Linked DNA regions of Homo sapiens: all the other regions are linked to region 1. A link is a contact called in ENCODE Hi-C or POLR2A ChIA-PET data. All regions are on one chromosome and are shown on one strand. The core of a region is the stretch at or near the end of the contact, and the rest is flanking DNA. Distances in the headings are between cores, read along the strand shown. Region 1 holds the start of OTUD3 (OTU deubiquitinase 3). Region 2 holds the start of IFFO2 (intermediate filament family orphan 2). Region 3 holds the start of EMC1 (ER membrane protein complex subunit 1). Region 4 holds the start of SLC66A1 (solute carrier family 66 member 1).

Region 1 (2,766 bases), core at 95-2,594:
GAGGCCGAGGCAGGAGGATCGCTTGAAGCCAGGAGTTCGAGACCAGCCTGGGCAACACAGCAAAATCACCGTCTCTACAAAATAACAATAATAATGAACTAAGGCAATTCCTTATGGTCTTTAATTTCATTTTAGTCTTCCCTCTGCAGGATCTGAGCACTCAAATACGGGGAGGAAAAAAACAAAAGCCAGGCTGTTATTAACACTCTCTCTTCCAAAGTGACACAGCTGACAACCAGACCCCTTTTTACCTGCCCCTGCAATGGGGATCCTAACTGTTCTCCCCTCTTCCTGACCCTTTTCCTTCTTCCATCCATGTTCCTGGAGCCATATCCCCTTTCTTGAAGCTAATTTTCTTCCTCCTCCCCACTCTCCCCCTCCGCGTTCCCTAAAGAAAGCTGGACCTGGATCCAGTCTAAGTCCCAAGAAAGCTTGGGGAAGCACCTTTGCTTACAGAGAAACTGAGGCCCATGGAAGGAAGAATTAGAGAAGCTGCCTTCAGCTCAGTAAACAGGCGACCTAATTTCACAAATGTAAATGGGGGCACCACCCAAAAACCAAGGACTCAAAGGAGGCAAAGCGTTCTACCAAGTGGGGCTTACTCAAACTCCTTCAACTGGTCTTATCGTCATGATAACTGTTTTTCCAATGCCTGGCTCCATCTCATTCCTTCAGAACTCAGCTTAAATGTCACCTTTGAGAGAGCCCTTCCTGGCCACAATCCAGTGGCCCTGCTCCCATATACGGTCTCAGCACCCACTTTCTATTTCGCTCGCGGCGTCTGCCATGATTAGGACCCTTTGGGATCCCCGCGAGCGTCTCGGGGCGAGGGGCTTGTCCGCCTCACTCGCAGCTGGACGCCCTGCACTCGGAGCGTGGCTGGCTCGCGGGAGGCGCCCGGGCCGCCCGAATGAATGGATGGATGGACGCGAGCGGGCAACGGTCGCCAGGCCGAGCCCGGCGCGTCCCCCGGCGCCGCCTCCCTCGCTCCCGGCCCGCCTCACCCGTCCCCCGGCACCTCCCGCAGCTTCAGCCCCAGGGCCTGCAGCTGGTTGGCGAAGCTGACGAACTCCTCCTCGCAGCCGCCGCCGCCGCCAGACTCCGGCCGATTCCGCCGCTCCTTGGCCAGGGCCCGGCGCGCCGCCCGCTCGTCCCGCTTGCGCTCGGCCTCGGCTTTCCGGCTGCCGCTGCCCGGCCGGCTCTTCGCCGCCTGCTTTCGGGACATGGCCTTAGCCTGCAGTCCCCAGCGGCAGGAGGGAAAGGCGCAGGACCCCCCAGCGTCCGCCTCAAGCGTTGGGAAGGTAAAACAGCGCGGGCAACGGAGCCCGGCGACGACTACGCAGCAACCGCGCCTGCGCCGGCGCCCAGCACCCCGGTCACATGATGGAATCCCCGCCTCTTTTGCGGGGCTCGGCGAGCAGACGCCATAGAGAGCTGGAGGGGCACCCATCTTGGTTTGTTCTATTCCGCCCTCTAGTGGTGGATGGTACTCAACGTGAGTGGCAGGAGCGACCGGAGAGGGACCAGAGAGAACAAAGCAGGAACAAGTCAAGCAGAGAAATTAAAGATGATAGAAGAGTGGAACACAGAGCAGCGGCAAAAGTTAGGACCGGAGATGAATAAAAACGATTTAAACTCTTGCTGCGAGCCTACTACAGTTGGATAGGCACTTTCACACGGCTCATTCTTGTTTAATTATCCCCAAATTACAGGAAACTGAATCTGAGTGGTTAAATAATTTCAAGATCACACAGCTAAAAGGCAGAGCTTTGCCCTGGCTCCAAAGCCCGCATACTTGTTTATTTAATCCTGCCCTTCATCTCTCCGCCTTCCTTCGTAACTCAAGGGAGAGGTCGCCCTTCTGTCCAAGACCACTGGAAATCCTAATTCCATCCTAGAGCGACCCACCTAGGTTTGCCTGGACTAGAGGTTTTCTTGGGATGCAGGACTTTCCGTTTTAAAACTGAGACAGACCAGGCTGGGCGTGATGGCTCACACCTGTAATCCCAGCACTTTGGGAGGCCGAGGCGGGCTGACCACAAAGTCAGGAGATGGAGACCATCCTGGCTAACACTGTGAAACCCCGTCTCTACTAAAAATACAAAAATTAGCCGGGCGTGGTGGCGGGCGCCTGTAGTCCCAGCTACTCGGGAGGCTGAGGCAGGAGAATGGCATGAACCCGGGAAGCGGAGCTTGCAGTGAGCCGAGATTGCACCACTGCACTCCAGCCTGGGGGACAGAGCGAGACTCCATCTCAAAAAACAAACAAACAAAAAAACAAAAACAAAAACTGAGGCCAGGTGCAGTGGCCCACGCCTGTAATCCCAACACTTTGGGAAGCCGAGGCCAGGGGATCGCCTGAGGTCAGGAGTTCGAGACCAGCCTGGCCAGCTGGCCAAGATGGTGAAACCCCATCTATATTGCGTGAGGCTGAGGTTTGGAGTACAAATGAATCTGTCACCCAGGTAGTGAGCAAAGTACACAATACACAATAGGTAGTTTTTCAACCCTTTCCCCCAACTGCCTCCCGACTCTTGTATTCCCCAGAGTCTATTGTTCCCATCTTTGTGTCCATGTGTATCCAATGTTTAGCTCCCACTTATAAGAACGTGCAGTATTTGGTTTTCTGTTTCTGCCTTAGTTCACTTAGGATAATGGTTTCCAGCTGTATCCATGTTGCTGTTCTCCCCTCTTCCTGGACATGATTTTGTTCTTTTTTATGGCTGCATAGTATTCCATGGTGTATATATACCACATTTTCTTTAT
Region 2 (2,766 bases), core at 193-2,692, 930 kb after region 1:
GGCAAGCCCGTGTCTCCTTTGTCACCAAGAACACCAAGGCATTGTCCATGTAAGACAGTGTGCCTGTCCTCAAGCTTACATACAAAGAGACAAAACAAACACAAAAGTTAATAACAAGACAAAAATTAAACTGCTAGTAAAAAATGCAGTCGGAAGTATCTGAAACATGCCACATATCTGGTTAAGTGCATACAATGCAAGCCACAGGCGTTCAAAGGTGGGGGTTCAAGGTGGGGGTCACCTCCCCTCTGAGGTTTGCGGTGAGGACCAAATGCGGAAATGGACACGAGGCCCGAGGCCAGCATTGTGGAAGGCCGGTTAGAGCATGCACTTTGGACCATTGTGGCTACTTAACGTCTCAGTGACCTTCTCTGTAAAATGGGGATAATAAATAAGTATGGCGCCTGACATATACTAATGTTTGCAACACGGTTCAGGAGACACCAGAGACTGGAGAACTTGGCCTTTAACGTGGTAGGTGTGAAAACATTTGAATGAATGAATGAATGAATGAATGGGTCCTCGGGTTGCCTCGGTCTGCCCCAGGCGGCCCGCTAAGCCCCATGTCTGTGAAATGAATCCCCAGCTCTCGGGGTCAGCTTCATCTCAGCGTGTGGGTGTGGGTGGTGGGGAGGTGCTGAGCAGCTCAGCAGAGGCGAGGCCCAGGCCGAGTTTGTGGGTGTCATCCCGGGAGGGTCTTGCTCGGCCTCCCCAACCCCCATGCTGCTCGGCTCCTCAGTGGGCGGGGGAACCAGCGGGCTTAGCTGTGCCCGGGCCGATCTCGAGAGGACAAGGCCCGCAGCTAGCATTCGAGGAGCCCACCCCCGGGTCCGCAGCGTGGGGCACGGGCGCCCTCTTATCCCCGAAAGGTCGATCTGGGCCTCCCCAGGCTAGAGTGGGGGTGGGGTGCCGATGCACCTTCGGATACTGTGGTCCCCCAGCCCTTCCAGCCGCGGTCGCGCACATCCGAAGGAATTTGGGGCCAGGGGCATTGCGGGCAGAGAGGACAGAGAAACGGAGCCCTCTCGGCAGGCGACGTGGGAGAGGAGCGCCCTAAAAAGTGGAAAGCGAGCGTTGCCGAGGCTGCTGGCCCCTTTAAGAGGCCCGGCTGGCTCTGCGGCGGTTCCAGCTAACCCGGTCCCTGGTGCAGCTCTGCGGTCCGGGTCCCCCAGCAGAGAATCGGCACCCGGCGGGGAGGCAGGACCAGACGCAGGAGAGGGCGTGGCCCCGCCGGGGAGCTGGGCGGAGTCTATGCTGCGGAGAAAGCGGGAGAACCCGGAGGTGGGCGGAGCCGAGGGTCTGTGGGTGGGGCCCGGCGCTGCGGGCCTCGTGGGGCGGAGCCTCGGGCTCGGGGAACGCCGCAGAGGGAGGAGGGGTGGGCGGGGCCGCGGCGGGGGCGGGGCCAGTGTCTGCAGTGGGCGGGGCCCGCCGCAGAAGGGGCAGTGCCGGCCGAGAGTCCTCTGCGTGCGGCTGCCGCGGCCCCTCCACAGCGTCTCTGACAGCCCGGGCGGTGAGACCCGCGACCCTTCTGGCCCCGCGCAGATACCGCGGCCTCCACCGCGTCCCGAGGAGCGGCCGAGTGCCCTCTCTCGCCTCGGCGCCCGCATCCGGGGCCATCCGTCCTGCCGTCTCTGCGGAGGCCGCATCTGGCGCGCATCTGGAACCGCCCGGCCGGCCGCGCTGGAGCCCGCGCCCACCCTGGCCCGGCCGCGCCGGGAGCCCTGCCCGGAGCTGGAGCCGCACCTGGAGCCGCGGGCCCGGGGCCCTGAGCCGCGCAGCCGGCGCATGGTGAACTCGCTGCTGTTCGGGGAGATGGCCTTGGCCTTCGGCTGCCCGCCGGGCGGCGGCGGCGGGGGCTGCCCTGGCGGGGGCGGCGGCGGCGGCGGGGCAGGGCCGGGTCCGTCGCCGGTGACGGCGGCGCTGCGGGACGACCTGGGCTCCAACATCCACCTCTTGAAGGGGCTCAACGTGCGCTTCCGCTGCTTCCTGGCTAAGGTGCACGAGCTGGAGCGGCGCAACCGGCTGCTGGAGAAGCAGCTGGAGCAGCAGCAGAGCGAGCGCGAGCGGCGGCTGCGCTACAAGACCTTCTCCCGCGAGCAGGCCGTGCAGACCGGGCCCGAGTTGCTGCGGCCCCCGGCGCCCGGCGGCGGGCACGGCCTCAGCAGTGGCGCGGCGGCCGGCGCCAACGCCAATGCCGTGGCCCTGGGCGGCCTGCCCCCCGGCGGCGGCTCGCACCCGCAGCACTACGGCCGCCTGCCCGGGACCATCTGGAGCTACACGCAGGTGCGGCGCACGGGCGGCGGCGGCGTGGAGACCGTGCAGGGCCCCGGCGTGTCGTGGGTGCACCCCGACGGCGTGGGCGTGCAGATCGACACCATCACGCCGGAGATCCGCGCGCTCTACAACGTGCTGGCCAAGGTGAAGCGCGAGCGCGACGAGTATAAGCGGAGGTGAGTGGCCGCCCCTCCCCCGCCGCCCTGGGACGGGGCGCCCAGGTCCAGGCTGCCGCGGAATGCGTATGCGGGACGGGGGCCGGGCGGGCAGCTGGTACTGGCAGGTGGGCTGGAAGCTGTGTTTGCAGAGCGTCTTACGTACGCCAGGAAGGCCCAGTTATCTAGATCCCAGGATGGGGGCGGGCGCTGGCTACCGTGGGGGCCACCTCGATGCTGTCACTGGTGAGGCACATTGTTTTCTAGGTGACATAATAACTGTCTGTGTTTTATGCGATCTCATTTAATTCTCAGCACAATACAGCGTATTGTGTAA
Region 3 (2,766 bases), core at 86-2,585, 630 kb after region 1:
AACACACTGAGTCTTCTCTATAAAAAATAAACAAAAAAAACCTAGCTGGGTGTGGTGGCGTGCGCCTGTAGTCTCAGCTACTCGGGAGGTTGAGGTGGGAGGATCGCTTAAGCCAAGGAGGTCAAGGCTGCAGTGACTTATTTTATTTATTTATTTTTGAGACGGAGTCTCGCTCTGTCGTGCCCAGGCTGCAGTACAGTGGAGCGATCTCGGCTCATTGCAACCTCCGCCTCCCGGATTCAAGCGATTCTCCCGCCTCAGTCTCCCAAGTAGCTGGGATTACAGGCACCTGCCACCATGCCCATCTAATTTTTAGTATTTTTAGTAGAAAAGGGGTTTCACCATATTGGCCAGGCTGGTCGGGAACTCCCGACCTCAGATGATTCGCCCGCCTCGGCCTCCCAGAGTGCTGGGATTACAGGCGTGAGCCACCGCATCCGGCCTGCAGTGTTACGATCGCGCCACTGCACTCCAGCCTGGGCAACAGAGCGAGACCCTGTCTCAGAGGGATCCTATTAACTGACAACTAAGAAGGCGCAAACCATACGAAGATGTAAGCATGCCAGGCAGAAACAACCGCAGACACACAACGCCAGACACGGGAACAAACCTGTGCTGAAAGAAGGGAAAGGCAGCCAGGGTGGCGGGAGCGCAGGAAGATGAGAAAGGGCCGAAGTTGGGAAAAGTGGGCCGAAACGGCAGCAGGCATAGCCGGGGGCGGTGTTCAGGAGCTGCCTCCCGACCCAGTTGGCCTTGCAAGAGCACCTGAAACTAGGCAAAACGAGTCTCCGCTCCCCAGACCCGACCGGGCGTCAGCCACCTCTGGCGGTTTTACAGCCCCGAAGCCCCCATTCCAGCTCGCAGCGAGGCAGCGGAACACCTCGAGGATGTCCTGGCGTTCCAATCTGCGCCCCCGCCGCCCCGAAGCCCTCACCGCAGGCTGGGTAGCCAGCCCACGGAGCTCCCCCCAGGGTCCCGACTCCCCCTTCGCCCACCTTTCTTGTCGCGCTTGGATTTGGGCATCGCGCTGAATCCACGTGCGGCGGAAGACGGTGCACCCCGTTAGGACCCCGGCGGCGCGGGGGACTCTGGGACGGCCCTCGGGGGCTGCCCCTCGCGTGTGCCTGACCCAATGTGCACTGCAGCCTGCCTCTCCCTGCCAAGCCGCCGCCTGCGCTTTCTCCCGCGCCTGTAGGGCAACTTCCCGTGTGCCGAGGCAGTCCCTGAATCCCGAGCGTCCCGTCCGACCGAGGGCCTCGCGCGCTATCCCAGCTCTGTGGTCCCGCGGAGGCGGAGCCCGCGGCGCGGTGCATGCCGGGACGGCGGTGGGTGGTGCATGCGCTCGCATCATGGCGGCTGAGTGGGCTTCTCGTTTCTGGCTTTGGGCTACGCTGCTGATTCCTGCGGCCGCGGTCTACGAAGACCAAGTGGGCAAGTTTGATTGGTGCGTACGTGTGGAACATATTCGAGAGATAAGTGGCTGTTTCCCCAGTACCTGTCTCCTACCTGCTAAAGGTTGTCACTTAACAGGATTGGCCGCATAATTTGCAGGACCCAGTACAAAATGAAAACGTGGGGCCCCTTGTTAAAAAATTATTAAGGATTTAAAGTCGTTGGAAGCAGAGCCTTAAACCAAGTGTTAGGGGTCATTCTAAGCTGATCCTTGCGTGTAAGCCGGCCCTGCCATCCAGGAATGCTTGGGGTGCCGGTCAGAGATCACTGATCCCGTCCTCCCTCGTCAGGTTCGATTTTTTTGACTGTGAGGTTTCTGGTCTACCAGGTGTCAGAGGTCGCCAAGCTGTCAGTGAACTTTAATTCCTACTCGAATTGGTGTCTTGTAGGCAAGTGAACAGGAGCTTTCGTCTTAAAAGTCCTAAACTGAGTCCTTTTCCCCTCTCATCAACCTAGTCTGGCCCTGGGCTCACAGCAGGATTGCCCAAAACACTAAGCAGCTAGAATATGCCATTCACTCATTCATTCATTCACCCACCCACGTCTTCCTTAAGGCCCTGGAGTAGCTTGCTTTTGTTTGAATTTTACTAGTTAAGACTTGTGTGATCTTGGGGAAAGTGACTTAACCACTCTGTGCCTTGGTTTCTTTGTCTGTAGAATGGGTTTACTAACAGTCCGTTATCTCTTACAGTACTTGTGAGAATGAATGAGACAATCCCATTAAATTACTTAGCACAATGCCTGGCTCATTGAATGCAGTCATTAAGCGTTATCTGTTATTATTGCTATTTACACTTTATTCTTCAGGGCCCAGGTCAGATTTCTCCTCCTCTGAAGTATTTTCTGTCTTGGAAAAGTTGATTCGCATATATGTTGAGTACCTGTTATGCCAGACAGTGTGACAAATAAAACATGTTACATTTTTAATGATGTGCACAACTGTTCACAATGTCATATGTGTATGTTACACATATATATCGGGTGATATGTGTATCTAATTTTGCAGAATACTTGATATATGCAATTTTCTTAATTTTATTTTCATGAATGAATGAATGAATGAATGGCATTTCCTAACTGCTTAGTGTCTTGGGCAGCTCTGCTCTGAGCCCAGGGCCAGGTTAGGCTGATGAGGGGGGAAAAGGACTCTGTTTAAGACTTTTTTTTTTTTTTTTTTTTTTTTTTTTTGAGACAGTTTTGCTCTTGTTGCCCAGGCTGGAGTGTAATGGCGCGATCTCATGGCTCACCACAACCTCCGCCTCTGGGGTTCAAGCGATTCTCCTGCCTCAGCCTCCCGAGTAGCTGGGATTACAG
Region 4 (2,766 bases), core at 197-2,696, 570 kb after region 1:
AATTACCTGAGGCTAGGCCTCAAGTTACTCCAAGAACTGCCCTCCCAACCTTATCTCCTGCCTCCTGACCCACGTCTTCAGTCATTTCAGGTCTCCAGGCTTCTGCACGTGCCATCTCTTCCCCTAGAAGTGTCCTGCTCCCCTTCAAGGGCCTGGTCATGAGATAAGAAGACTCACTTCTAAATTGCCCTTTCAAAGATGCCCCATGAGAGCTGGCTGGACAGGACCTTCCACCTCCTCCTCTCCCCTTGTCCACACACCTGAAGAACGCTACCACCGTCCTCTGCGACCACTGTCTTTGAAACGTACTCTCCCCACCCTGGGTTGTGCATTTCTTATTCTCCAGGTGTAAACACACCTAGAGGTTCAGCAAATGTTGAGAGACAGTGAGAGAAAGAGAGAGGTAGAGAGAAGGACAGAGTGAAGAAGAGAGGAAACGGGTGAGAAAGGAGAAAGGGTGGAAGAGAGAGAAGAGGAAGGAAAGGAGAAAGGAAGGGGAGAAAGCTGTGAGCTCGAACAGCCCAGGGTTGAGGAGAAAAGCACTCTGGAACAGACCTGCCCGATGCCTACCAGTCTGGAACTCAAGTGATTGAGCTTCGTAGTTCTCATCTGAAAAGTAGGGGAATAATGCAATACCCACCACCTAGGCTGACTGCAGAGTTAAATGAGACAATCCAGGCCAAGCGATTACAAGGGTGCCTGGCACTGGCACTCAACACCAACAGCCCAAAATGACTATTATTTGTTCTCATTGTAGCCCCTCCAGCGTCCGGGCACACAGGCGCCTTCAGTAAGCGTTGATTAGACATGACCTGTGACCCAGGCCCGGGACCCCTCACACTTCCAGACTCAGACTCTCCATTTACACGTTTGGAAACCTACCCTAAGCACGGCGTGGGAGGAGGCAGTGTAGGCCCTCGGTCCCTGCAGACCTGGGGAGATTGTGGAGGGAGGAGCGTCCCAGCTCGGGGCTACCACCCACTCCAGGCCTCGGCGTCCTCGGCCACAGCTCCCTCCTGGTGACTCAGCCCGGCGCGGGCCGCCTGTTTGGAGGGATAATGATAGGACAGCTGCTGGGGCCAGCGCCGCGAGGGCCCCTCGCCCGGCCGGCCCGGGAAAAACGAAGCCATCAGATGCCAAGGGGCCGGTCGGCCGGGGCAGGGCAACTCCTGGCCAGGCCAGCTCGAGAGGCCGCGCTGGTCGCCTTTGAGGTGGGGGGCCACTGGCTGCGGATTCCCGAGGGCCACCCAGTCCCGGCCCGGAGCCTCGTCCCACGATATCGCGCCACAAGGAGGGCGCAGGAGCCGGGACAGTCCAGCGGCCGGAGGAGAGGGCTGGAAGGATGTGGCAGGGAAGCCCAGGAGCCCCGACCCCCAGCCGTGAAGTTTGCCACCTGCCCCCGGTCCGGCTCACCACGTCCAGATCCGCCGCCAGGGCCCAGCTTCTGGGTCAAGGCCCGCCGGGTCAGCTGACCGCGCGCCACCGCCCCCGCGGGAACCGCAGGCCCCGCCCCCACGCCGCGCGCTGGGCTGACCGGGCCTGGAGGCGCCGCTGGGGCCGCGCCTGTTGTCCCCGCCCCCAACTGCCTCCGCGCTCCTCCCCGGCATGGGCGGGGCCCCCGGCTCCCAACGCGCAGGCGCCGCTGCTATGCTGAGTGCCGCGTCTCGCGTAGTCTCCCGCGCCGCCGTCCACTGCGCGCTTCGCTCTCCGCCGCCCGAGGCCCGCGCGCTCGCCATGTCCCGGCCACCGCCACCGCGGGTCGCCTCGGTGCTGGGCACCATGGAGATGGGGCGCCGCATGGACGCGCCCGCCAGCGCCGCGGCCGTGCGCGCCTTTCTGGAGCGCGGCCACACCGAACTGGACACGGCCTTCATGTACAGCGACGGCCAGTCCGAGACCATCCTGGGCGGCCTGGGGCTCGGGCTGGGCGGTGGCGACTGCAGAGGTAACAGTAGCTGCAGATCCTCCCCATGCATCGTGTAGAGCTGAGCCTGTCCCCAGCCGTGCACCACCCCGCTCGGGCCCGGCCGCGGGCAGCACCGACGGATTCGTCCCTCGCTCCCCACCCCAGGTCCACCCCGCAGCTCTGGGAACCCCGGGACAACTAGACAGTGCTTTGCCCTGACTCCTTTCCCCCACTCTCCTTCCCTTGGGAGTTGCAGCGCGAGAGTCTCCCCCCAGCCTGGTCTGACCCATCGCTTCCCACCTCCATTGATGCCCCCGCCTCCAAACCTGCCAGGTGCCCACAACCGGTCCCCACCCAGGCTCTCCCCCTTTTCTCTACCCCTTCGTTACCATCATCACGCATGCACACCCTGGGCACCCTTTTCTCATCCTGGCCTTTTCTTAACCACTAGAATTTGACCTGTGCAGCTGGCAGTACCTCTGCCTCTCTCAGGGAGAACTGTGGCGATGCCGTAAGGCTGGCTGGGAGAGTAGGAGTGTTAGGGAGTGCGGACGGGTCAGGGTGTAGGGACTTTCTATCCACTCTATGCCAGGCTTTGACTTGGGGCCATAGGAGGGAAAGTGATTCCAGCCCTCCACAGGGAGTTCAGAGTCTAATGAGGAAGATTGAAGTAATGATTGCTGGAGAGCCCAGAAGAGAGAGTACTTTAGGGAGCTGCAGGCCGGGGAGAGGCACTAGGGAAGGCTCAGCAAATGCTGGATGGAGCTCAGCCTTAAAGGCTCAATGGTAGGTTGGAGGAGAACAAGAGAAAGGAACATTAGAGTCTGTGCAAAGACTTGGTTTGGAAATGCAATGTGCGT

Evidence for each region. A loop is a pair of places that touch in the nucleus more often than their neighbours do. ChIA-PET counts read pairs that join two places held with the same protein, here RNA polymerase II (POLR2A). Pooled maps may share reads with other maps.
Region 2: a loop to region 1 is called in a pooled map, with 7 times the contacts of the local background. The contact joins the promoter of IFFO2 here to the promoter of OTUD3 in region 1. A Hi-C loop is called at or near these places in 8 of 50 pooled maps.
Region 3: a loop to region 1 is called in a pooled map, with 9 times the contacts of the local background. The contact joins the promoter of EMC1 here to the promoter of OTUD3 in region 1. A Hi-C loop is called at or near these places in 1 of 37 single-sample maps with no recorded cell type and 7 of 50 pooled maps.
Region 4: a pooled map shows a loop between it and region 1 (9-fold over the local background). The contact joins the promoter of SLC66A1 here to the promoter of OTUD3 in region 1. A Hi-C loop is called at or near these places in 1 of 37 single-sample maps with no recorded cell type and 10 of 50 pooled maps. POLR2A ChIA-PET finds 5 or more read pairs at or near these places in 2 of 52 experiments (HEK293 and activated T-cell).

The regions. Positions count from the first base shown.
Region 1 is chr1:19,880,973-19,883,738 of GRCh38, reverse strand. It overlaps OTUD3 (OTU deubiquitinase 3), which reads right to left and starts at 1,344. Exons shown (of 8, transcript NM_015207.2): 1 at 1,005-1,344. The coding sequence starts at 1,225. The region is part of intron 1 of LOC105376823 (a long non-coding RNA gene); the gene reads left to right. RefSeq lists a silencer at 801-1,140 and an enhancer at 1,511-1,560.
Region 2 is chr1:18,955,352-18,958,117 of GRCh38, reverse strand. IFFO2 (intermediate filament family orphan 2) reads left to right here and starts at 1,442. Exons shown (of 9, transcript NM_001136265.2): 1 at 1,442-2,450. The coding sequence starts at 1,786. RefSeq lists silencers at 1,260-1,429, 2,000-2,259, 2,500-2,689.
Region 3 is chr1:19,250,093-19,252,858 of GRCh38, reverse strand. EMC1 (ER membrane protein complex subunit 1) reads left to right here and starts at 1,335. Exons shown (of 23, transcript NM_015047.3): 1 at 1,335-1,444. The coding sequence starts at 1,350. MRTO4 (MRT4 homolog, ribosome maturation factor) reads right to left here and starts at 1,054. Exons shown (of 8, transcript NM_016183.4): 1 at 996-1,054. The coding sequence starts at 1,023. RefSeq lists an enhancer at 917-1,422.
Region 4 is chr1:19,311,006-19,313,771 of GRCh38, reverse strand. SLC66A1 (solute carrier family 66 member 1) reads right to left here and starts at 1,446. Exons shown (of 8, transcript NM_001040125.2): 1 at 883-1,446. It overlaps AKR7A2 (aldo-keto reductase family 7 member A2), which reads left to right and starts at 1,628. Exons shown (of 7, transcript NM_003689.4): 1 at 1,628-1,945. The coding sequence starts at 1,648. RefSeq lists silencers at 1,137-1,226, 1,307-1,946 and an enhancer at 1,538-2,037.